Linked DNA regions of Mus musculus: all the other regions are linked to region 3. The links are chromatin loops, found by intact Hi-C in ENCODE. Cell type or tissue: left cerebral cortex. All regions are shown on one strand. Each heading gives the region's core, and the rest is flanking DNA. Links, peaks and the distances in the headings are about the cores only.

Region 1 (5,000 bases), core at 1-5,000, 62 kb after region 3:
TATTGTACATGATAGGCAAGTGTGACACCTTCATTTTCAAGCCCATGTGGATACACACACACACACACACACACACACACATACACACGTCATGTGTATGACTTGAGCCCGCACCCACAGAGCCCAGATCCAAAGTCAACTGGATCCTAGCCAAGGCCTGGCCCCTGAGCTTCTGAGGGTGCTCAGCTTCTTGGAGCAATGCCATAGACATGGACATTCTGGCAGGAATGGCTATCACCAACAAGAACAGAAGCCAGTGGTGCCTTCCCTGACCTCAGCTTCCTGGGACCCTGTCCATCACAAATGCCTAGCCTTCCCTTAGGTGGGGCTTTTCCTTGATTGTTGCTCTCCTGAGTCCCTGCTATGTCCCTGGATGGGGGCAGATCATAAGGACTCTGCCTGTAGGTGAAGTAGGACATTTGTTACCCACCCTGTGTATTTGAGTGACACAAGTGAGCCTGCTGCCTGCACCTTGGGGCTTAGATTGCTAGCTGGTGGTGTCTTTACCCATAGACTTCTGTGGCCCCAGCTGCCCCAGAGAACCTGCTAGGGTTTCCATGTGTATGGGAAACAGAGCTCCTGGGAGACACTCAGGAACTGTGCTGGTGAACGGAGCTTCGGAACGGTCAGTGAGAACCCCCACTCACCCCAGCACTGAGAATCTCTCTCATTTGGTCTGATTGAGAGTGGATAAAGCTAAGCATTCCCTATCCTTTAGTTACTGGGGCTGGCTTACTCCGTGAACACAGGGTTGAGTTACCCTGTGTTTTCTACTCTTTTACAGACAGGTGATAAAGTGGCCTGGCTGTGTGCTTTTCTAGTGTCCTGTATGTGATATAGGTCCTATGAATGACAAGGAGGAAGCTGTTCCTGAGTGTAAATGAGCTCCCTAGGTCAGAAGAGTTTAATAATACATCTGGGAGCTGTCTTTGTCTGCTGCTGCTGGGGTTCTGACCCAAGCAGGCACATAGATTTGGCTCTTTTCCCTAGTATCCAAAACCACAGACCTTGGAGCCTTGCCACACCCTTCTGTGAGCAGGGATTCCAGAGCTTGCTTGCATATTGTTTCCCAGGCCATGAGAATTATTTGTGTTCATGATACATACTTGCTGAAAGATTAATAAATCATTTCTGTACCTTTAGCCAACTTCCTGTGTTGCTCTAAAAAAGGGATCAGCCACCTACCGTGACCACAAGGTTAAGGTAGCCCCGCTAGGTAACCCTGCTAGGCCTGCTGCGGGGCAGACCGACAGAGACAGAGAGAGTGAGGGCGAGGGTGAGGTAAGCACCCCTGGGAACCCTGGGGGTTCCTGGCTCAATTCTCTCCCAGCTGAGGCTCTTCTAAGGATCAAATCTATGCAATCGGTGTTGTTTGCTCTTGCTTGTGAGGGCTGAAACTGGAGCCTAGAATCCTGCTGTCCTAACCTTCATGGACTTTCTGGAGCTGACTCTCTAGGCAGGGAATGGGGCTTGTCATCTGGAAGGGATGCCTGCGCCCTGGCTGAAGGTGGCTGGAGCTGGTGACTGGTGATGGGCAGGGCTCTGGCTGGAGGGTGGGTGGTTTGATGGCTCGGCATTCCTCCCTGACTGTCCTGGCTGGGCCATCTCTGGCCTTGGCCAGCAGTTTAAAATGTCAGGTGGGGGCTGCCCCTAAGGAACAACCACACCAGGCTCTGCAGCAGCAACAGATATGGCCTGGATGGGGCTTTAAGAGCCCTGCCAGGTCAACTCGTGGATGGTTGGGCTGGACTCTGAGGGCAGTACCTTCCGATGAGGTGGGCTTCTTGACTGTTCAGTGTCAGACAAGAGCCTTCAGATGCCAGTGACAGACTTGAGGTCAAGAGCTGCCCAGCTTCCTACCGCTGGTCTGAGGTGGCCTCTTGCATGTGCCGGTGGCTGCCCCTAGAGCTTTCCCAGTGTCAGGTGCCTGCATGCAGTGGTCATGAGCCTCCCTAGGTTCTCCCAATTATCTCTGCTTCTGCTGGTTCCTGGGCCTTTCTTCTCATCTCAGGGCATGCTCTATATATAGCAAGCCCCTTTCTTGGTATTTATTAGTTGAGTGTCCAGAGGCTCACATAGTTTTCCCATCTCTGCAGGGACCTCTGCTGCGCTGGCTCAAGGTGAACTTCAGCGAGGCCTTTATTGCCTGGATCCACATTAAGGCCCTGAGAGTGTTTGTGGAGTCTGTGCTCAGGTGCGTGGCAGGGATGCTGGGCTGGGCAGCATCTCTCTCCCTTGCCCTCCTGCCCTTTGCTTTCTGTGGCTGCATCTTAGCAATCTTTCCCATCCCGTCAAAGGAACCTGTTGGCCATGTGTGCCCTGCTCGTCAGGACTCACTCTTTCCTACCAGACTCATTCGTATGCTCTGCCTGCCTCACTCACCTGTGTACCCCACATAGACCCTCTGCTATTGCACTGCCCCAGTGGTACCTAGACTTTCCCAGGCTGTCTTATTTCTCCACCCTCCAAGGGTAGTCTTCAAGGTAGCTCCCCACTATAGAAAAGCCACACCTGAAAAAATGATTTCATCTTAATTTCTATCATTTTAAAATAAAAGGAAGACAGCCACTGTGGAAAATGTGGAAACCATAGGTTAGCTCAGGTGTGAATCCAAATCACCTGTCAGGGATGGTGTGTACTCGGTGACTCAGTGTCATAGAGCAAACCAAGCACATGTTGTTTTAAGAGCAAACACATCCTGAGCAAAAACATCATTCTCAATGTTTTCATGGAAAGGGAATCACACAGCAAGTGCTTTCCAAAGGCAGGCAGTGAATGAAGAATGAATGACACAGGACACTGGGTGTGCAGACTTGACTCTCAAGGGACAGTGAGCCATCACAGTGGTATGGGGACAGTATTGGGGGAGCCTGCACCCAGAGACAGCAAGATGCCATCTAGTGCTAACCTCACCAGAGAGGAGGCAGCTTCTCTACTGAGAAGTCTAGGGGAGCATCCTGGGGTATGGCCTTGAGGCAGTGGGAGAACTTGTCAACCCTGCTGCAATCATATTCTGGTGGGACGATGTTCATCTTAACTGTCACAGGAGGGTTAGGAGGTTGGATGTCACTGACAGAGAAGCCAAGAGACCTCAAGGACTTAGGAGGATGAGATGGCCCTGAAGCCACATGTTGTATTCATGCTGTAATTGGCCAAGGCAAGAAGATCACTTAGAGTTTCTGGCCAACGATCAACTAAGCTGTCAGCGCACCTGGGATTTGCCTATGAGTTATGATCACTTGGTTAGCCAGTATGGCTCTTGTCTTGAGGAAGGACAGTCAGTACAAGGGGTCCTCTTTGGCCAACAAAAGCAGAGGCACCAGTGGCCCCTGCAGACATAGTGGGAAGGGCAGGGCTGTACTCCAGGAATAATGAAGTCTGGGAAGGTTTAGGGGCCAGGGAGGAATTCGTGGCCATGCTGGTGGTATCCACAGATTCCCCCTACTCATTTCCACAGCACACAGACACTAGTTAGGAAATTCTGTGCTAGGTGAGAACGGGCACGGAGGACACTCATCTGGGGCACAGACACTGGCCACACTGGCCAGGCATGGGAGTGGAACCTTGGCTCACTGATGCATCTGAATGCTGCTCTGGAATAATGGACACCCCAGGCACAGTGATTCTTGAGGAAATGATTGGTCAGATTGAAACTCTTTGCTATGCACCCAAAGGCTGAGCAAGAAGAATATACCTTGACAGGACTTCTGCTGTGCTCCTTTAGTGGGCACAAGTAACAGCTGATTGGAGACCTGTAAAGTTCAGTTCTGTTGCTTGAGCAACTCAAGTACAGGTGGCTGGAGCCATGAGCTCTTGGTTCTTGTCATAGCTGTGACCTTCAGAAATGGTTAGTACAGTTCAGAGACTTAGTATCATTTTTTAGCCTTTGGTTACCTGGCCCTGTTATCTTTTTTTTTTTTTTTTTTGAATTGTCCTTTTTTTCTTTTATTGGATATTTTTTTTCCATTTATTTTTTTTATTATTTTCTTTATATACATTTCAAATGCTATCCCGAAAGTTCTCTATAACCTCCCTCCACCCTGCTCCCCTACCACCCACTCCCGCTTCTTGGCCCTGGCATTCCCCTGTACTGGGGCATATAAAGTTTGCAACACCAAGGTCCCGCTTCTTGGCCCTGGCATTCCCCTGTACTGGGGCATATAAAGTTTGCAACACCAAGGGGCCTCTCCTCCCAGTGATGGCCGAGTAGGCCATCTTCTGCTACATATGCAGCTAGAGGTACGAGCTCTGGAGGTACTGGTTAGTTCATATTGTTGTTCCACCTATAGGGTTAGTGGATATTAGCCCAGAAACATAGAACACCCAAGATATAATTTGCAAAACACAAGAAAATCAAGAAGAGGGAAGACCAATGGGTGGATACTTCATTCCTCCTTAGAATAGGGAACAAAATACCCATGAAAGGAGTTACAGAGACAAAGTTTGGAGCTAAGACAAAAGGATGTACTATCCAGAGAATTCCTCACCCGGGATACATCCCACAATCAGCCACCAAACCCAGACACTATTGCATATGCCAGCAAGACTTTGCTGAAGGGACCCCGATATAGCTGTCTCATATGAGGCTATGCCAGTGCCTGGCAAATACAGAAGTGGATGCTCACAGTCATCTTTAGGATGGAACACAGGGCCCCCAATGGAGAAGCTAGAGAAAGCACCCAAGGACCTGTTATCTTTTTTTATAGTTTTGCTTTTCCAAGTTGTGTCAGTTACAGCCATTCTTTTTTTTTTTTTTTTAGGGTTTACTTTTACGCATGTGTGCATATGTTGTGACATATACACAGGTGCCCAAAGAGGCCAGAGGCTGTAGGATCCCCTGGAGCTGGCATTATAGGCAGCTGTGAGCCACCTGACATGGGTACTGGGAACTGAGTTGGAGTCCTGTAGAACAAGTGCTTAGCCACTGAGCTATCTCTCCACCCAGTCACTTGAGTTGCTCCTATACTTTGGCCAGACCCTCTTGGCTGGTATTTACACTG
Region 2 (10,740 bases), core at 3,130-8,129, 83 kb after region 3:
CAAGTGTTTTGTTATTTCTTATTTAAGAAAAGGCTTTGCTATGCAGCCCTGGAACTACTCACAGCGCTCCCACCTCAGCTTCTGGGGTGCTAGAACCGATGGCATGTGCCATGCTGCCTGACTCTTATGCTCTGCTCAACTTTACTGTATGAAGGAATCCAAGGCTCAAGGGACTGTTCTAACTAGACATGTCTTACTTAGAATACTATTCATAAGCCTGCCAGCGTAATCATTACCCACCACACCTAGAACCTGCCTTCAAAATCACACCATCAGGTAAAGTTTCACAGGGAAACTGCACTGAAGCTATCAGAAGCAAATCAACTACCCACAACACAAGAGGTAAGAAGCTGAATGTGAAAAACGTCTCACAGAGTCAATTATTAACAGCCTGTACAAGTAGTTATTTGATGGGCTAACCACAGAAACCAGCAACTGGATTTAAAACCATACGTACCTTTATAAAAAGAGCCAGGTTCACTTTGGCATGAAGGTTTGACACCACACCTCCACTTTCTACGCTGGCCCTTAAATCTGCTGAGAAGCATTGCTAAGTTTCTAGAACTATTTCAGAATCCACCAAAGGACCTTTATCAGGAACACCCAAAAATACATCCACTTAAGGTCTCAGAATTCGATGGTAAGGCTTTCATGTGAGCCCAGGCCATGTAGCACAGGTCTGTGATGCCAGCAATTTGGGAGATTGAGGGAAAGGCTTCCCTGAAATTTGGAAATGAGTTCAAGGCCAGCCTAGACAACCTGGCAAGAATCTGCCTTAAAATTAAATAAAACTCATGTCATATCCTGTGGTGACTCAAATGAGATTCCCCTTCCCTAGTTTCAGACACTGAAATACTCAGGCCCCAGTGGGTGGCGCTGTTTGGACAGGCTTAGCAGGTGCAGCCTTGAGGAAGTACATCACTGGGGCAGGCTTTGAGAGTTTAGACTCATATCATTTCTAGTTGGCTCTCTCTGTTGCATTTTGAACCATGCCTTTTGCCTGCTGCCTCTAACCCTCTGGAGCTGTAAGTCTACATAAATTCCTTTTTTTTAAAGCTGCATGGTCATGGTGTTTTACCACAGCAATGAAAGTAACTAAGAGCATCCATTTCCAAAGCTTACAAGATGCTGTTCACAGTTGAGAGTCCAACCCCCTGTGTTGGCTCATTTTCAGAGGCATGTGGCTTGCAGACTAACTTCTCTCAGGGTCTTACAGTCTGCTGCTTTACCACTACAGCCCTGACACATTTCACATACTTTCCACTCATCATCAAAAGCTTTAACTAGTAAACAATGCAGCACTGTTTACTATGTATGATTACAGACTGTGATGTACGAAAGCCCCTGGTCTCCTTCCAACACGTGGGTCCTGAGGATTAAACTCAGGCCACCAAGCACGGCAGCACTTGGCTCAGACACCTTGCCAGACCACCCTACAACTGATTCAGCTGCCATGACTTTCAAGAGACCTGACATGTGCAAGCCAGTCTCCTAGTCTCCATTTCTACAACTGTTTGGACATAGTGGTACAGATCTGTAATCTCAGTTCTCAGCCAGTCTGGGCCACATAGTGGAAGTTCCAGACCAACCTAGACCACACAGAAAACCTGCACTCATGTGCAGGCCTGGTGGTACATGCCTTTAATCCTAGAACTCTGGAGGCAGAGGCAGTCGGATCTCAACAAGTTCAAGGCCAGCCTTCTCTACAGAGTGAGTTCCAGGTCAGCCACGGCTAATGATCCTGTCTCAAACAAACGAACAACAAAAACCAAGTAAGTCTTTAAAAAGTATAACTATTTTATAATACATACCATGGTGCATAAAATTCTACAAGCCACAGGCCGTCACTCTGAATAACTTCTCTGTTGAAATTTGATGGCGTCAACTCGATGACATCATCACTAGAAGAATACAGACCGCTGACTGCTAGAAAGAAGGTGCAGCTCACCAGACCTGAACAGACGACAAAAACACAGCAGTGTCAGCACAGTCCCCAGCACGAGGCTCTCCCCCACCCAAAGCCCCTGCAGAAGAGGGTGGCCAGGCCTGCCTCCCTCCAGCTCTTTCCTTCTTCCCGCTGTAGTACTGAGCATGAAGGGCATAGAACTCACAACCATTACAGCTGCTGCTTCTAACTCTGAGTGCAACCACTTGAGTCTTCACAGCTAGCCAGAATCTAGGAATCTTCATTTTTTTTAAAAAATAAGCAACCACAAGAAGAAAAGGACCATGTATATTCAATGCAAATATATCAGAGTAGCTCTCTAACTCCTGTTTCCAAGTTGTTGATTCAGTAAGTCTTGGCATGAATAAACAGATATATTATTTAAGAACATTATATCTGATGGAATCCAGTTGATTTTTTTAAAGATTTATTTATTATTTTATATATAAGTATACTGTAGCTGTCTTCAGACACACCAGAAGAGGGCATCGGATCCCATAACAGATGGTTGTGAGCCACCATGTGGTTGCTGGGAATTGAACTCAGAACCCCTGGAAGAGCAGTCAGTGCTCTTAACCGCTGAGCCATCTCTCCAGCCCCTAGGTTTTTGCTTTGTTTTTTTAAAAAAAGATGTGAAAGCAGATGTGATGGCTCAGTGAATAAGAGCACTTGCTAGGCAAGCATAACCATCCACGTGCCCTTAGTGACCATATAAAGAACTGAGCATGGTTTTATGTCTGCAACCCCATTGTGGAGAAGGAGAGGGCAGAGGTAGGAGGATCCTGAAAGCTTGCTGGCCAGCTGAAAAGAGAGCTTTTAGTTCAGTTACAGACCCTCTCTAAAGGGAATAGGTAGATAGAGGAAGACACTCAACATGTCCCTTTGGCCTCTGCGGGTTCAGACACCTTTACACTCAAGAGAATGTGCCAAATATGCCCACATCACACACAAATACAAAGATATCACAGAAGGAACTATCGAGAAAGGGGAATGGGACCCGAGAGAGAGGGAACAACAATGGGTAATGTGTTGAGTGTAGTGAATATAGTCAAAGTACACTACATACATGCATGAGAATGTCACACAATAGCTACTCTCTGTACTGTGAGTATATGCTAATCTAAATGTCTAAGAAGTACACTACATTTGAATTTAACAGCTAACATACAACCAGAAGGCAGAGCAGGGAGGGCTGAAGCTGCTATGTTTAATGACACTGTTGTCTGTGAGCACCTGGGCTACTGTGATAGTGAAAAGAACCAGCAGCAGAGGACAGAGGACTGGACAAGCGGAGGGAAGAAGTCCAGAGAACACAGACAACTGTTTACATGAGTTTCATTGTGAAGACCTGGGAAGAGCAAGAGCCATGTGGGGTGGAGGGACGCATCTCCCTAGAGATGCAAGTGGTCTGCGTGGATATGTGTGCATAGTGGGAGAGGCCGAGGACACTGAGGGTCTGAACAAGATGCCCTGAATCAGGAGCTCTGCAAGGCTTCCACTATTTTCACTAAGTGGGGCAGGATGAGTATGTTTCGATGCTGGCTCAGCCAGTGGGGCTGTTCCCTCAAACTATTATCCCCTCTGAAAGCCACCAGCCACATGTGGCTACCGCAAACTGAAAGCTTCTCCAATGGTAAGGAAACATATTGGTTCCAAAGACTTGAAGAAAAACAGAAACAAATTTCTATTAATATTCTCTCACTGGTTATATGCTGGAATCATGATGTTAACCCATGAGTGTGGCTTAAAGATAGGATGTGCACTAAGAAGCACACACGGAGACTATCTCACCACCAGGTCAAAGCTACAAACAGGGACAGCTAGCTCATCATTAGGGGGATATAATCCAGTGGGCTTGCCACCGTAAATGCAGTTGTTATGTAAACTTAGTTCAAAACACTGTTAGCTGTTCTGCTATGCCTTTTTATTTGTGGCTCCTAGAAAACTTAGGATATTACACACAGTTTGCATTGTATTTCTATTGGATGGTAATGCTCGCTGAAAGGAATAGTAGTGCTTGCCTCCAGAGTGTTGGGATTAAAGACACATGCTACTATGCCTAGTAAGTTTATCTTGTTTATGAAACTGTCATGAAGTTGGGCAGTGGTGGCGCACGCCTTTAATCCCAGCCCTTGGGAGGCAGAGGCAGGAGGATGTCTGAGTTCGAGGCCAGCCTGGTCTACAGAGTGAGTTCCAGGACAGCCAGGGCTACACAGAGAAACCCTGTCTCGAAAAAAAAAGAAAAAAAAAAGAAATTGTCATGAATTCATATTTGTTTGATACACTGAGTCTTGTGAAAATTGAAAGGTAGAAAAAAAAGTCTAGTTATAGACACTTGGAAGGTAAAGTCATTACGGACTACCAATCATCTCCCATGTAACCTTGTTATAATCGACTTCTGACTGATGGCCACCCTAACTTTTAAGGTGCTTAGGTCTTAGACCTTTGATAGGGTAGCCATCTGTTAAGAGAAGCTCTCAAGGAACTAGGCAAAGTGTAAAGACAGAAGTCTTACTATATCAGCCATGGAAGAGGAATGCCTTCCTGAGGCATGGAGCCTCCATCCCTGTGGGAGCCTGCAGAGAACATGTTGCTCCCCTGATGCCCTAATGGCCAAGAGAAGTGGAACCACCCAGTTCTGCCTCAGCCTACCAACTGATGGCTCTAAGATGATCTAACAGGGTTAGGAAGAATCAAATACACTGTTCCTTGCACTTGCTCTCCAAGCAACAGCCCCACCCCCACCCGGGGTGGTGGTGGTGGTTTACTATGGCTGAATAGGTCAATGCTGACCCATCAAATCCTGCTTCTAAAATTCACATGGCCACTCTACACAGTGATAATGAGCACCACCGGGAAAAAAAGAACTCCCAGGGTCCACAATCTATGCGTGCAGATGGTTTTGCCATCTGTGGCTTCCCATTCAATCTCTGTAGCAGTTAAGGGTGTTATAAATTCACACCAGTAACATTTCTGCCTGGCAGCCGCTGGCAGCAGGGTAGCCAAAAAAAAGGCTGACTACCTTATTAAAATAATGAGTTAATTGATAGAATCACTTTTTCACAGGCACTCACTGGAAAACCAAAGATTAAATCTTTCCCTCTCATCTGCTCTCTACAGTAACCCAGAAAGTAGTATTTTTCTTGCTTACTCTCTTTAAATATGTACTATAGCTCATGGGGCGAACACGGTTGAAAAAAGCTGGCAGAGCAGTGAGAAAATATGCTCCGGGTCTCAACTAGTAAATGGAGGGAGAAGTGGTGTAGGGATCCACCTCCCTCTCCTACTTTCTAGCCAGGATCAGCTGAGTTAACTAATGTCAAAAACTATAGGCCCATTTACAAGGACAGCCGGGAGATGAGGGCCCCTCAGATTCGCCCACGAGTCGCTAAACATCATTCCCGGACACCTGGGTGGACGACCAAAGGCATTTTAAGTGCTCAGGAGTTGTGAGGCCTTGGTCAGTGGGCACTGCCCACTTCTAAGACACCTTCGGGACAGGCCTCTGCTATCTGCCTATAAAAGTGAAGGCTGAGCTGGACCGGAGGCGGACCGCACTCGTGGGGAGCAGAGGCTGCAAGTCTCCGACTCCCCGGGGCCTCCCGTAGTGGGCCCGACCTGGCCTCTCCCACCCAGCTCGCCGCGAAGTCCCCAGGCAGGCCCGGCAACTCGTCCCTCCACTCGGCCCTGCTTCGCGGCCCCGGCCCTTCAGGCTGCCTCCGACCGGCTTCCCACCACAGGCCCGCGCTTACCGAGCACCAGGCGAGCCATGCCGATCACCCGCATTCTGTCCGTGCCGCCGCTGCCTCGGCTCTGCCGCGCCCACGTCCCGCCCTCGGCTTCTAGCGGGCGGTGCGCCGGCGCGCGGAGGCGGGCCGGAAGGGCTCGCCACGCCGTGGCCGCCTTTCATTGGTCTCTGTGGACTTCGCTCATGTGCGTGGCCAATTGAAAGCGGCCGGGTAGAGGTTACCGGTTTGTTTTTTTTTCCTCGGGGGTGGGGGCGAGCGGAGTAGCGGAGCGGGGCGGGGCAGGGCGAGGATGGGCGGGGAATGAAGGGGCGGGGTCAGGGGACCTCCGGCCCTGTTCCTGCGGGGTACCCCTTGTTCCCCTAATTTTTTTCTGAGTTAACTGAAACAAAACAAAAAACCCAGGACTAAGGGGTCCTCATTTCTTCCTGGCTTTCATTCTTTTTCCTCTTTGCCTCTCTCGTGGCCCCTTCCAGCTCTCATTCCTTGAACTGTCCCTTTATGTCGGGAGAATAGTCCTAAGACTTCAGTGTGTTTGGGACCTTATTTATTCTTTTGTTCGCGGACTCAGCATTCAGTGAAAACCATTTGCCAAACTTATTCTGTATATAGTATCATTCCAAACTTTATTTTGTTAAATTGATTGCAAAGCCTTGTTCACTCATGTGCCCCTAGACCCTCAGAGTATAAACTGCGGGGTTTATCGTTCTTGGCTCTGGGGGTGAGGGCTAAAATGTATTGCTTTGCAATATTTACAAAGGTGTTTAAGGCTAACAGAGTGAGACACAATAGAAAAATAATGGCAGGGGATGCCTTTCTGTTGGTGTGCTTGAGTAACATGCGTGAAGCCCTGGCTAGGATCCCTAGCACCACAGAAACACAGCATGGTGACTATGGTGGCTAGTTTTATGGCAACTTGACTCAAGCTAGAGGAAACCTCAAAAACAACAAAAAAAAAAGCTTCTATAAGATCCAACAGTAGGACATTTTCTCAATTAGTGATTGAAAGGGCCCAGCCCATTGTGAGTGGTGCGGTCCCCGGACTTGCGGTCCTAGGTTCTATAAGAAAGCAGGTTGAGGGTAAGTCCTGAGCAGCGCGTCAGTAAGCCACATCTCTCCGTGGCCTCTACTTCAGCTCCTGCCTCCGGGTTCCCATCCTGTTTGCCTTCCTGCCCTGACTTTCTTGAATAATCAACATGGAAGGATAAACCAAACCCTTTCCTCCCCAAGTTGCTTTGGTCATGGTGTTTCATCACAGCTACAGTAACCCCAACTAAGACAGTAACACACCTGTAGTGCCAGCGCTAAAGAAAAGGAAGCAAGAGAATTAGGGGTTCAAGGCCAGCTTTGGCGACACAGTCAGTTTGTGGCCAGCCTGGACTACATGAGATCCTGTCTAAATTTTTTAAATGCTAATAAAAATTTTAACAACAATAATAGCTTCTTTTTACTGAATGACAAAACAACGCTGACCCTGGCCAGAGCTCTCTTGGGCAAAGGGCTCCAGGAGAAGTGGTGCCCTGTTGGAAGGTGGAGCCCTAGGAGTGCCTTTGGAGAGACTGGCAGGCAAATGAGGCTCCAAGGAGCACCAGAACCACAAGGCTGACTCTTGTAAGCCATTGGCAAGCTTTCCTGTCCACAGCAGGCACACTGCTTATTTTGGGACAGGAAGTCCCTCTGGAACCTTGGTTAGCTCCACCTTTGCAGGAAGGTGCCAGTGATCACAGAGCTATGTGTGGAGTCAGAGCAGAGGTGTGTGAGGTCTGCAGAGAGACATAGTTGGGCGGTGTGTTCTCCTGGAAGGCCCTGAGGTGAAATGCTACTTGTTTTTCTGAGGCTTTCCTCAGCTTTCTGTGTTTCCCCCTGAAATATGCAGCTGTAGAAAATGGAATTCCAGTGAGATCCTTTCCCTTGACGGATAAGGACTGGGAATGAAATCCTGTTTTCATCCAGACGTAGGAATTTAATTCTGATCACCTGCAGGGGATCCCCTCATTTCTTATTCCTTAACCCAGCCTCCTCCTCCTCACATGAACCATCAAGCTGCCACAACGTGTCAAAAAGGGGCGTGCATTCTGAAGCTACCAGCTGACTCTACCTCTTTAGGCCTGCTATGTGAACAACACCATAGTCCTAACTCAAAACCAGTCCTGATAGTGGTAATAGTTCTGGTCCATTTCATGACTCATGAGGTCCCCATCTAATCTGTCGCAGAGTAAGGCAAACGTGGACCTTTCCATGAAGCCTACTGTACACGGAGACTGGCTTGCAAATGTGTACCAGGATAAGCAGGAACCATTCCCTTTCATTAAAAGCAAAGAGGATATTAACAGTCTATGCTGGTCAGCTTTTGTCAGCTCAACGTCAGCTAGAGTTACCTGGGAAGAGGGGATCTCAATTAAAAATTTGCTTCTATCAGTGTGGCCAGTGGGTATGTCTGTGCAAGCACCTCTTTTTCCTTTTTAACTGCTAATACATGGAGGAGGGATCAGCCTTCCCTGGGCAGGCGGTCCTAGGTTGTATAAGAAAGGTGACAACAGGAGCAAGGAAGCAAGCCAGGAGGCAGAGTTCCTTTGTGCTCTCTGCTTCAGTTCCTGTTTTCGGCTTCCTGCCTTTGTGTCGCTTGAGGATGGGCTGTAACTAGTAACCCAAATGAACCTTTTCCTTACAAGTTGCTTTTGGTCAGTGTTTTATCAGAATAGGAAAAACAACAACAAACAAACAAACAAAACCCTAAGGCACAGCCTAACTATGCCAGGTCCTGATGGAGGCACAGCCCCTGCCAGGGAGCACACAGCCCACACAGAGGCCAAGGAGACAAAGGCACATTATAGTGATAGTGCTGTGTTCCTTGGGTTCTGCTTCAGTGAAGACCCTGGTACCATAGAACCCAAGATTAACCTCTTTTTTGTTTGCTTCCTCACTGTGATAAAATGTATATACAATTCCCTGCTTTGGATTTTTTCACAGCGCTGAGGATCAGACCCTTACACATGCTAGCAAGCCCTCTGCCTTGGGGTCACACCTCCAGCCCCCACTCAGTATCCACATCCAGAGTTTTCATTGTTCCAAACAAAATTCTGCCTACAAGAACTTCATCTTTCCCCCTCATCCCTGGTCATCATACTTTCCATGTTTAGAAATTTGCCTAATGTAAATGCTTCATACAGGCTGGATCAATTCTGTCCTTTCAGAGTCTAGCCTATTCTCTATATTCAACATGTCATATGAATGTTGCCATACATGTTTTCAAAGTCTCTCCATATGGTAGCATGTGTTAGAATCTCATTTCTTTCTAAGGTTGATTAGATTTCCAGTGCAGTGATGCATCATGTTTTATTTACCCATTTCTCTGTTGATAGACAGTTGGGGACTTTTTCCCTTTCAGTGTTAATATTCCTATAGTCACTGATGGTCAAATATCTTCAGTTCTTAGGGACTATAACTAGGAATACAATTGCCTGCTCCTGTGATAATTCTGTGATTTATGTTAGAGTCATTGTTGCAATGTTTTTCGTAGGAATGGCCACACTTGATACTGCTGCTGGCAATTTATAATCTGTGTCCTGCTTAATTGCACTATTGTGAGTAAAAGTCAGGTGTGTGGCCTCTACACAGATTGAGAGCCAGTGTGGGCATGGGCTGCTGTCCTTCCTCGCTGCCATGAGATCTGCAGTGTTCTGATATGGACTACTCCATCCTCAGGTTCCACGATGCCCGGTGGAGCTGAGTGGAAGCTGGATTATGACAGACACAGTAAATGGGAAAGAAACAGCCTCTCATTGAAATAAGCCACCAAAGTTTGGCTCTGTACTTACTGCAGCAAACCCCAGTCCATCCCGACTATTGTTGCATCTGAGCTCTGAGGCTCTGGGATGCCAGATACATTCTCCCCCACCCCCATTCTTTTTTTTTTTTTTAAGTCTAAGAGATGTGGTCATTCCTTCCCACTAGAATTGATTCTTTCACTAGGCACAGATTTCCTGAGTGCCTACTGTGTACCACAACTGTGCTCTGCACCATGTAGTTGGCTTCATGGACTTTGCCAATAAGACAAATGGAGATGTAGCTCAGATGATGGAGTGCTTTCGTAACTTGCTAGGAGGTCCTGGGTTTGAACTCCGGAACTGAATAAATAGCATGAAACATTCAAAAGCCATTTTCTATTGTGAACATTCATTTATGGATATCGGTTGATAAATAATGATGTTTGTAGTACTGTTTATTGTCTGGGTCAGTTGGAGTAAGAGACTTAATCCTTTGTAAATTCTGTTAAAGATTTCTGTAAGAATTTCACTCTTTCCTCATGTGGTACGTCTTGTACTGTTCAATAATGTCAGGGAGTTAATACATTTATACCTGCACTCAACTTTATTTATATACAGTTTAAGATTTCCTATATAGAGAATGGTGCCACCCAAAGTGGGCATGTTTTCCTACCTTAAAGAACATAATCAAGATAATTCCCCCAGACATGTCCTCAGACCACTTTGATCCAGACAATACCTCACTGAGACTCTCTTCCCAGGGGATTTTTTTTTTTTTTTGTATCTGTAGCCAAAGCCTCTTTTATATTTAAGCTTTTCTATGCAAAAGCTTTGTTTAAGAAGAACCTAATCATTCTAGATTACAGCCAAGTGTTAGTAGAAACTTTTGTTTTGTTTTATGTTTGTTTGTTTGTTTGTTTTTTGAGACAGGGTTTCTCTGTATAGCCCTGGCTGTCCTGGAACTCACTCTGTAGACCAGGCTGGCCTCGAACTCAGAAATCCACCTGCCTCTGCCTCCCGAGTGCTGGGATTAAAGGCATGTGCCACCACGCCTGGCTAGTAGAAACTTTTGATTTTTTTCATGTTTCCAATAGCATCTAGATCCATACCTGTTACAGAATAGCCAATGTGTCTCCTTCTATGATCCAGCCACTTCTGTCATAATTTAATGTAAGCCCTTTGCTGTGATAGTCACTGTGGTGGTTTGAATATGCTTGGCCCAGGGAGTGGCTCTATTAGGAGGCATGGCTTTGTTGGAGTAGGTGTGGCCTTTTTTGAGGAA
Region 3 (10,740 bases), core at 3,084-8,083:
AAAGAGCAGTACAATAGACAATTATGAAAAGCTATTTATGAACTCAGGGTTGGCCTCTTACCTTCAGAATCCAAGCACCTTTCAAACTTCAGGGATAACTGATATGTGTCATAACACCGGACCCGAGGCTTATATGTTCCTATAAAAAAAATTAGCATGATGCAAAACCAAAGTTGCATAGCCACACCTTATACAACTGCTTTGTGCTCTTTCTGTCCTGAGGTAAGATAATTATCCTCAAATCAAAGAACCACAGAGAATGAAATTAAAATACCTTAGAAGAGTCACAGTAATCCAGCGAAGAAGACAGAAACAATCAAACAGCTTGACAAGACAAAAAAGGATGCTTAATATTTGTGTCAGTCAACTTCCCTGATAATGTCCAATACATGTAAGGTATGTGACAGAAATTCACCTTGAAACTGTATTTCATTTTACACCACTAGGACTACAGAAACCCAGCCACAAGCATAACAGCTACAGGAAGAATGTCACTGCACCTTGTGTCACACACGGCCAAAGATTAAAAGCAAACAGGCTCCACTGATAGGGCCTTGCTTAAATAAACGGTGGTAACCCCCACCAGGAAACATGGTGCACACAAAGATGAGCAGAGCCGCAGCACCAATAACAGACTCCCAATGTGTGCCGTGCAGTTGGTTCTCTCTGTCCACCACGTGGAGTCCAGGGATGGAACTCAGGCTCCTCAGCCAGCACCCTTACTGGCTGAGCCACCTCAGCAGCTCCCAAATGGTAAGAGAAGTGAGTTCGAAGACTGCAACACAGTACATATAATCCCAATTCTGTGAAGCTAAAGGCAGCTGCATAGAGATGGTGAGTAGAGAAAGTGTAGACACAGCAACTGCCTAGGGATGCTCACATCTTACGTCACGTTCTTCTATAATGTTTGCATGCCATATAATGTACCATGCTTGCATTGCAGTGAGGAAAAATAAAGATAACTTTGTTGTTGTTGGTTGTTTGTTTTTCAAGACAGGGTTTCTCTACGTAACCCTGGCTGTCCAGGAACCCGCTCTAATAGACCAGGCTGGCCCCAAACTCAGTGATTTACCTGCCTCTGCCTCCCAAGTGCTGGGATTAAAGGCGTGCGCCGCCGCCGCCACCACCACCAGGTAGGCTTTACTTTTATCTTAGAGACTTTTCATCAATGATGAACATCAATAATGAACATTGATAGTCCCAGAACCGAAGTTTTGATTGTAATTGCTTTTAATTTAAATATCTCTGTACAGCTAGTGACTGTTATGGGACAGTGTGGTTGGGTGTAGGGTCCTCTTGTTTACCTCCACTCTGGCCCTTTCCTTGGAGATAGAAGTGGATTTAGGAATCCACTGCTGTCTGCTTAGGGTGGTAGAGCTAGGCCTTTCATCTCTGGCTTCTGCCACTGCCTCCATCTTTGTCACTGCTCTAGGACTTGTGGCTAAAAATAAGTTGGATAAAATTTGTTCCTGGAGATTGAAACGTCAAGACAGGGACATTTACTATCCACAGGAATCAGACCAGGGCATGTGCAAGCTGTGACCGGTCACAGAGCTAAGCAGCCTCTTGGCTTCTTTTGGAAACATTCAGTTTAGAGTCAGGCCAGATTCACACGTGCTCCTTTCCTTCTCTTCAGTGCTGGGGACCAAACCCTGGTGATGCATTTTTAATCTCAGCACTTGGGAGGCAAGGGCATCTCTGTGCGTTTGAGGCCAACCTGTTCTACACAGCCAGGTCTAAGACAGCCAGAGCTGCATAGTGTGAGCCTGTTTACATCAAATAGTAACAAAACCCTACCACTTGACCTACCCCAAAGAGCACTGGGCCCATCTTTCAGTATCTCTGGATCTAGAAGACCTGAATTAAAGGTCTAAGTTCCTTCCAGCTCTCAGTAACTGTGTCCAAACATCTCAGGTCTTCTCAACTCTCTTTCCCAGTTTCTCAAAATAAAAACAGAGGCTGAAGGTATCACTGTTAAGAGACTGGCTGCTCTTCCAAAGGACCAGGGCCCACATGATGCCTACAACTGTATGTAAGTCCAGTTCCTGGGATCCAAAGCTCTTTTGGCTTTCTGGGCATTAGGCATACACACATTAACCTTACATGCTACTGCTATACATAAAATAAAAACAACAAATAAAAATAATAAATCCTAAAAAAAAAAACCAACCCACAGGGTTACAGATATGGACAGCATTGGTACTGAGCCAGCCATCAATACAGCACAAAGGGATTGGCTGGGTATACATGAAGCCATTAAAATGGAATGGGCAAAACCTGGAATGGATGCACATGCCTGCAATCTCAGCACCTGGAAGTGGAGGCAGGAAGACTGTGAGGCCAGTCTAGGATACATAATGAGACCAAAAGTTAAAAATAAAATGAAAAAGCTGTTATCTGTGACCTACTCCGAAAACTCATTTTAAAAAGATATAGATTGATAAATAAACACAGTAAACTATTCAGTGCAGAATCTAGGTCACAGATAAATGAGTGCTCATTAAACTCTTCTGAGTATTTCTGTATGTCTGAAAAGGTATATAATGAAACACTGAGGTAAACAAAGGGGTGACCTTTTCCTACTAGAGCACTTCCTGTTAGGAACACAGATAAATCGGAACCACAGAAATGCTTACCAGTTGCTAAAATATACTGTCCATCTTTTGACACCTTGATAGTAGTACACACAGTAGGCATTTCGAAGTCCTGAATAAGTTCAATTCTCCTACGAACATCTGCCAAGAGGGAAGGGGGAGAGATGGAAACTTGTTCCACACGAGCATCAGAGAAGGAGCACAGGGCATGCCGGACAGGCACAGCTACTGCAGGCAGCAGGATTCAATCCAACGGCTCCCAGCCCTGAGAACGACCCCAGCAGCCCACCCAGCTTTCTGCTTCGCTCCTACCAGGCAACAGTTTGGATCCGAAACCCCCCAGGGACCCAAGTGTCCAGAGGTCTGGCTCCTGGGCCCAGTTTTAACTGGGAGGTAGTAAAACTTTTGGGGGAGGGGTGTGAGGTCTTAGTCACTGGAGTCACGCCCTCAAAGGAGACTATAGGATATTCACTTGCTCCATCTCCTCTTGTTTCCTAGATGCTAAACAGTGAACAGCCCCTTCCACCATGAGTTCCCACCACTAGGTGCTGCCTCACCACAGGCCTGAAAGCAACAAAACAACTTGTACAGGCAAAACAAAGCGTTCCTCCTTTGAGTTACCTCAGGTACTCTGCTACCGTAATGGAAAACTGACTTTTTTCTCATGTTTTAAAAAGAAAGAACATGTTCTTTAACTGAAAAGTCCACAATGATAATCAGAAAGAGTTTAAAGACCTCAGTCAAGGAGGAACACTAACACATCATCAGTCACTGCTGCAACAAAATACAGCATTTCCACTAAACATATCTAGGCATAGCCTCCAAAATCTTAGGCTTATCAAAGAAATTAGCGTAGAGTTGATGCTTGCCTGCTAGCTCTGCCTCTCTGTGGCCAAGAGGGCCCAGGCTAGAGGAAGACCTAGTGCAGCCTCTGTGGACCACAGCACTAAGACCTACTCTCAAAAAACTATATTTTTCTCTACCAGGGTAAGAATTCTGACTGGTCACTACTGTGAACACAGCTTATCTATGACATATTTATGCCTTGCATATAAAACCCAGATATTAAGATTAGAGGAAGGCCTGTGGATGTGCCATAGTGCTAAATAGCATGCTTAGCATGTTGAGGCCCTGGGTGCAATCCCTGGCATCACAAGGAACAAAAAAATCAAATACTGAACAAGTTGAATTGCTAGACACCTATTAGTCCTGCGCAGGCCAGAAAACAGTTTCTTCCCATAAATAACCTGAATCCATTTTGCTACACGTGAACGCCCTGGAAGGGGAGCAGATAAAGCCCCAGTCTGTAAGCTCCAGGCAGCATTTGTTTCCTCCAAGTTAAAAATCTCACTTCTTACCCGACTTTAGTACTATATAGAGCCCGTTTTTTCCAAGAAGCTTGCCAAAAGATCTCAATCTCATGCTGAAACCCTCCTAGCTCTCCATTTTTAGAGATTCAGCTAAAATCTGAAATCTTCAGGAAGGTAAGCTTCCTTTCGTGGCAACCTGAACTGGAAAATGTTTAATGGGAATAAACTGTGAGTTACAAATGGGTCTCATTGTTTACATCCAGACATTTTACACACAAAGTTCTTCTGTTTATAAAGAAAACTTTTACTGTCTGTCTATTGCAAAACACAGAGATTCAACTAACAGATAAAACTTCTGACACATTAGGAACAAAGCAGTTACAGAACTGTTTTGAACGACAGTCCTCCTTGGGCCACTTTGCTGAGTATGGCAGTCCTGCAAGAGTCTGACCACTTTTACCTGAGCCATGTCTCAGGGCTGTTGGCAATTGAGGAATTTGACAAAGGAGGTCATAGAAGGGCAGGCCTGTTTTCTGCCTGCTACCAAAACAGTGGGCTTCCCACCTCTGGGCTCCTCTGTGAAACGTAGACCCACTGTGTACAGGCCTCATCCAAACCATGCTGACTCAAGGGACAACTGGGATAAACATGCTGAAATTCCTGCCATCTTGCCATGTCGTGCATCCTGAAGTTTGTGTCTCTAACCCAGGAGCCTCGCTGCCATCCATAAGAGGGGGAGAGGCTACCTTGTTAACCGGAAGGGGGACATCACACCACCAGGAGAACAGTGGCCAACAATGCCAAAGACAGAAGGCAAAAAGCTTATTTCCCACAGCCCATGCCTGAGAGCCAGAGAACTGAGGACACTGCCCACAGGCAGATGACAAGCTGGAGCACCCTGCATACTCACCGACATTCTTCTTCTGCAGTGCTCTCTTCTTCCTGTCAGAAAGCCACTACGAGAAAGCAGACAGTGCACTTTAAAACACACCTAAATTATCTTCCACATGCAAAATAATGTTCATTTGAGAAAATGTATGCTTACAGGAAATAATAAAATGAAAAGTAGGACTATTCTATAATCTTAACTCCATGATAACATATATTCTGGATTTTCACTTTTTTTTTTTTTTTTTAATGTATGTAAGTGCTCTGTCTGCATGTATGCCTGCATACCAGAAGAGGGCATCAGATCCCAGAATAAAGTATTTCCACCCACCATGTGGTTGCTGGGAATTGAACTCAGGATCTCTGGAAGAAGAGAAAGTGCTCTTAACCACTTCCCAGCTTTTTTTTAAGACTAATTTATTTTATATATGTGAGTACATTGTTGTTGTCTTCAGACACACCAGAAGCATCAGATCATATCAGAGACCGTTGCGAGCCACCATGTGTTTGCTAGGAATTGAACTCAGGACCTCTGGAAGAGTAGTCAGTAATCTAAGTGCTGAGCCATCTCTCCAGCCCTCATATTCTGGACTTTCTAAAAAATATATTTACATATACTAAACAATTTTAAAGCATCTGTTTTACAAAGAATTATAAAAGCATAAAATTAATCCATCTAAGCTAAGATAATGCAAACTCTTGAAATGATGGGTTTTAATTTCTATATGGAGTGAGTGCACCCAATGTGTGTGCATATTCCTGTGTTAAGATAGAGTCACACAATGTAAGCTCTGTCGCCCAGGCTGAACACAAGCTCACAAATGTCCTGTCTCAGCGCCCTAAGCACTGGGATTATAAACGTGTCTCTTTGCCAGCCAAATGTATTTCTTACAAAGAATAGAAACAGACCTATGACTGGCCTAATAGACGACCCTGGATAAGAAGTGGTTTTTACCAGCACATTCACTGGAAGCTGATTTTCTTCTACAGGCAACAGTTGAATGAACAGCAACCAAAGCACTAGTCAGTTATCGTGACACTGAGTGGCTGGGTCTCTACCGGGACAATTTTGCTTCCCAGATGGCTTATGGCAAGTCTTTACATTTTAGTCTGTCATCACAATTGGATCTTGTAGGTATGGACCAGGGATGCTGGCAAACAACACTAGCAACAAGACTTGTCCAGCTTAAAACGTCAATAAATTTGAGGTTAAATGCCCCCAATAGAAAAAAAAATCCTTTCTAAAAGGGAAAAGTCAATGTACTATTCTTACTAGTTATGGCAAAATAATCTCTAAACATGTGAACTCACCTCCCTAGACCCTAAGTATACACCAAGGCAGTCTGCATTTGGAACAGGATGAGACTTTAAACAGACTAAGGGTGAGCCACAGTCCTCCTCTCTGCAGTCTGTGACTGTATTGCTCTGACTGTTTTCAGGCAATAAGGTTTTTAATTAAAGCACGTGAGAGTAGTTTCTAAACAGTTAGCACGTTCTTACACGTGAACCCAATGCAGGCAAAACAACGGTCTTGTCTTAGGGTTTTTATAGTGTGATAAAATACCATGACCAAACGCATCTTGGGGAGAAAAGAGTTTATTTCAGCCACACTTCTACATCACGGTCCATCACTGAAGAAACTCAAACAGGGCAAGAACCTGGAGGCAGGTGTTTATGCAAAAGCCATGGAGCAGTACTGTTTACTGGCTTGCTGGGCCTGCTTTCTTATAGAACCCAGAGCCATAGCCCAGGAACGGCACCACCAAGGGCTGAGCTCTTCCCCATCAATCATTAAGAAAGTGTCCTACAGCTAGATCTTATGGGGGCATTTTCTCAATTGAGATTCCCTCCTTCCAGTTAACTCTAGCTTGTGTCAAGTTGACATAAAACCAGCCACCACGGTCAGCCGATGGTAAGTTAGAGATACACGCTCCCAGGGCGATGGCGAGGGGGCGAGAACTCACCTCGGGAAGAGACTTGCCGCAGCTGAGGCTGTAAATCTTCACTTCGTTGAGGCTGGAGACCTGCATCGCAGCGCGGAGCAGCCGGAGCCCGGCACGCAGTCACAGAACGCCGGCCCACCCGAATACCCTAGCATCCAAACCCGAGGCGAACCGGCACAACGTGCGGGAACTGGCGCGAGCTGATGACGCACTTCCTGGCTCCGGAAGTGCGCGCTCACTAGGCTGCCCCAGGGCGGAGGCACTAGAGGCGGCAAGAGCGGGTCCGGGGAGATGTGCTCTGGGGTTGGAAAAAGCGAAAATGAAAAGAAAAATCGTACGAGAAAGCATGAGATGGGGAAGTGAGTTTGAACCTGATATCGTTTGAGACTAGAATGTGACAGTTATAACCACTTACCATTTTTAGGAAGTTCTGTTGTCCACATCAGAGGCCTTGGGATGACTTTCTAACAGCAGAGGACCCTCGCCAGTCTTTCTCTATATCCTCTTCCAAACACATTATGAAAAGACGAGTCTGGGAAAGAGAGAATGGTTAAGTAATGCTTTCTCCAAAGTCATGTGAAACCACTATCAAACCCTGGCTCCAGTCGACTCTTTGATAGGCACTTACGCTCTCATAGTCAGGGTCCACTCAAGCCCTCTCGGCAACTACGGTCGGGTGCTTTCATCTTCATTTGCCCCTGGGCCATGGCTCACTAGTTCCTGCTGGCTTTGCAAAGGCTTGTACTCTGGTGGAAGCCTTTTCTTTCTGAGCAGAGCGATCTGCTACAGAACTTTTCTGTGCTGTTTCTCTATCAAGTAGTGTTGGCACAGTCCCCGGACTCCCAGGTCTTAAGATGGTGCCATGTAGACACCACTCAGACCACCTTGTGCTGAGTTGCAGGTCCCTGTCAGCCCCTTAAAGTTCAAACAGCTGCTTCACTCCTTTCTGGGACGACTGATCTTTCCTCTGGGATCACCCATAGATGTGCTCAAGAATTTTTGACTTAGGTGATTGAAACAGTACCTTCTTGTGCTCGTATTCCAAATTAGACTGAGGAATTGCCAATTCCCAAGCGAGGCACAGTGACCCCCACCTAAAATTCTAGTGTCTAAAAGACTGAGACTGGAGAATTACCAAGGCCTGGATTACAGTCTCAACAAAAATAAATAAATAAATAAATGTATAAAGAGGTTAGAATCCCAAAACTTAGCGTGTAATATCTCAACTCAATCAAAAGTTATTTTGTGTCTTCAAAACTAGAAAATTCTCTGGCCTCCAGACCTTAGTTGTGATCTATTTATCACCACAATTGCCTGCCAGCACCATGACTGCCTACTTCTAAAACCAGCTTCCTTAATTCACTGTTCCACCATGCACTTTTTATTAGCTCAATGCTGTCTTCATAGTCACCTTGGCTAAATCTGTAGAGTAGCCCGTTTCTGCCTCTGGTTCCCATATTGAAGATCTAAACCTTGGCATCTCTGTAGTATTAAAAAAGGGAAGAATGAAAAAGGCTGGGCATGGTGGTGTGTGCATCCAGTCTCAGCACTTCAGAGAAGGCAAAAGGATGAGGTGTTGAAGATAATACCTATATAGTGAATTCAAGGCCACCCTGGGCAGAAGGCTCAGTAGGTAAAGGTGCTTGCCACCATGCTTGATGACCTGAGTCCTTGGAACCCACATGACAGAAGTAGAGAACAGACTTCTGCCAATTATTCTCCAGCCTCCATATACCCTCAGTGGCATGTTCATGTCCATAGACAAATAAATAAATACATAAACATTTTAAAAGAAAAATCAAAGCAAGAACATTGGACAGTTTGTTGATGTGTTCTGTTTCTAATGTGGTTAAAGATCCTAGGCCATTTTGTTTCAGCTCAGTACTGTCTCCTGTAGCACCTAGATGTTTGAGCATTTGGTGTCATATCTGAAGGTTTGCTGTGCTGGACTTCAGAATACCTCCCATGCCCTTATACCCAAGTTCTACCTGTTTACCAAGACTCACCTGTTAAATATATTGCTCATTTTTCTGTTCTGTATGAATGTCATTAATAACAGATTTGGGTTTTTTTCTCTGACTGGTTTGCAATTATTTAAAATATCCTGCAACTTTGATAGTATTGAACTAAATGTAAGGCTGTTGTTTCTAAAGTTGGCTTTTTTCTATGGGGACTATAGTTCCCTTAAGATGGCAGTCCATTTGAAGTTAATAGGACTCATTTTACTTTGTTTTTATTATTTTAAAGTGTGTGTGTGAGTGTGTATTTGCACAGAAGTGCAGGTACCTACATCTAAAGACATTGGATCCCATGGAGCTGAAGTTACAGGTGGTTGTCAGGGTGCTGGGGACCAAAGTTGAGTCCTCTGGAAGAGCAGTAAATGCTCTTAACCATTGAGCCATTTCTCCCAACTCCAAAAATTGTCCTTTTTAAAGAACCTACAAGTCTTTATTCATCCTAGGATGGGTCTACTTTTATGTATTTGTCACTAAATATTAAATAATATATTAGAGCCTCTATATGTTGCCCAGCCTCACTAGGCAGCTAGGGACCTCAGCATCCTTGGATTATTGGGTACTTTGAAGCAAACCTATGATTAGCATCAAGGATTGTAGTTCTCTGAGCACCTCCCTCATCCTCAGTCAGTGACATCGGTATGGCCCCTGCCTGAGCCAATACAGGTGTGTAGGACCCTCGCAGTAAATACTTGTTGATAGATGAAACCATTGGTCACTCTGGCTGCTGTAACAAAACACCTCAGACTGGGTAGCTTATAAACAACAGAAAATTCTCAGAATTCTGAAGGCAAGTAAGTCAAAGTTCAGGGTACCCTCAGCTCTGGTCAGGACTGACTTCCTTCATGGGCATTTTCTCACTACTAAGAAAGACACATGGTAGAAAAGACCTTGAGCTTCCTAAAACCTACTTTATAAGAACTCCAGTTACAGCCTAGCAGTGTTGGCACACGCCTTTAATTCTAGCATTTGGGAGGCAGTGGCAGTCGGGTCTCTATGAGTTTGAGGCCAGCCTGGTCTACATAGCGAGTTCCAGGACAGCCAGGGCTACTCAGAGAAACCCTGTCTTAAAAACAAACAAAACAACAACAAACCCACAAAACATATTTATAAGAACTCCACCCTTAACCCTATCATCCCCCACTATAGTTTGAATATGAACTGTTATACTCCCTAAAATTGTTCATGTGTTGAACACTGATCCCCAGCTGATGATAATATTGAGAAGTGATTGGATTATAACAGCTCCAACTTGATCAACAGATACCTGAATAGGCTCTTAAGAGTTGGGGCCTGGGCTCAACAAGTAATAGCCCTTGTACCCAACCTGGTGATCTAATATTGATTCCCAGCACCCATATAGTGAAGGAGAGAGATAACTCTGGCAAGTTGTTCTGTGGCCTCCAAACACATGTGCACCCACCCCCATGCAAAGTAAATAATGTAAAGAATTTTTTAAAATTTTAAGTAGGGGCCAGCTTGGAGGAGTAGTTCACTGGGGGCATGCCTATGGAAGCTCTCTCCCCCTCTTTTTCCTCTTTCTCTACCTTCTTTTTCTCCTGTTTTTTTTTTTAATCTCACTCTTCCTGACAGCTTGAGGCACATATCCCCTCCTGGGCTACATGTTCCTGCCACCATGGAGCCTCGAAGCCATGGGACCCACACCTCTGAGAATGAGAACCAGTGTAAACCTGTCCTCTTTTCAAGTTGCTTTCTTAGGTGTTTAGTCACAGCTTCAGAAAGCTGACTGGCAACCACCCCACTCCCCAGACCCCTTCCTCTAATACCATTCCCCTTCCTCTAACCATCCCCTTGAGGATTTCAACATCCAAATCTGAGGGAAGAGATGCATACAGAACATAGCACTCTTTGCTAGGAATTTAGTTCAGTGGGTCAGTACTTGCCTGCAAGCTCAAGGCTGTGGGTGTGATCCCAGCACACACAAATAGAAAGAAGGGGGAGAAGTTATCCTGACCCAAAGGCCTTCAGC

The links. Hi-C counts contacts between places; a loop is a spot of excess contacts. Peaks named below come from ENCODE experiments on the same cell type or tissue, not always from the same donor. Only the 100,000 strongest peaks of a DNase experiment are listed, where the experiment ranks them.
Region 1: a loop joins it to region 3, with 3 times the contacts of the local background. A loop is called at or near these places in 3 of 42 quality-filtered maps.
Region 2: a loop joins it to region 3, with 5 times the contacts of the local background. A loop is called at or near these places in 6 of 42 quality-filtered maps.

The regions. Positions count from the first base shown.
Region 1 is chr12:17,285,277-17,290,276 of GRCm38, reverse strand. Atp6v1c2 (ATPase, H+ transporting, lysosomal V1 subunit C2) reads left to right here. Exons shown (of 14, transcript NM_133699.2): 11 at 1,144-1,281; 12 at 2,097-2,194. Among named protein-coding and RNA genes, the nearest start is that of Pdia6, 21 kb to the right of the region's middle. In left cerebral cortex, for the core only: no CTCF peak of the experiment used is centred there; no DNase peak of the experiment used is centred there.
Region 2 is chr12:17,261,609-17,272,348 of GRCm38, reverse strand. It overlaps Pdia6 (protein disulfide isomerase associated 6), which reads right to left and starts at 5,760. Exons shown (of 13, transcript NM_027959.4): 1 at 5,698-5,760; 2 at 1,812-1,953. The coding sequence starts at 5,716. In left cerebral cortex, for the core only: no CTCF peak of the experiment used is centred there; DNase peaks (open chromatin) are centred at 4,854 and 5,825; H3K4me3 peaks cover 2,085 bases; H3K27ac peaks cover 1,182 bases.
Region 3 is chr12:17,344,636-17,355,375 of GRCm38, reverse strand. Nol10 (nucleolar protein 10) reads right to left here and starts at 6,883. Exons shown (of 21, transcript NM_001008421.1): 1 at 6,757-6,883; 2 at 4,815-4,860; 3 at 2,637-2,735; 4 at 62-139. The coding sequence starts at 6,822. Gm46336 (a long non-coding RNA gene) reads left to right here and starts at 6,974. Exons shown (of 2, transcript XR_001780553.2): 1 at 6,974-7,094. In left cerebral cortex, for the core only: a CTCF peak has its summit at 5,093 (motif pointing right); DNase peaks (open chromatin) are centred at 6,944 and 7,513; H3K4me3 peaks cover 1,784 bases; H3K27ac peaks cover 1,149 bases.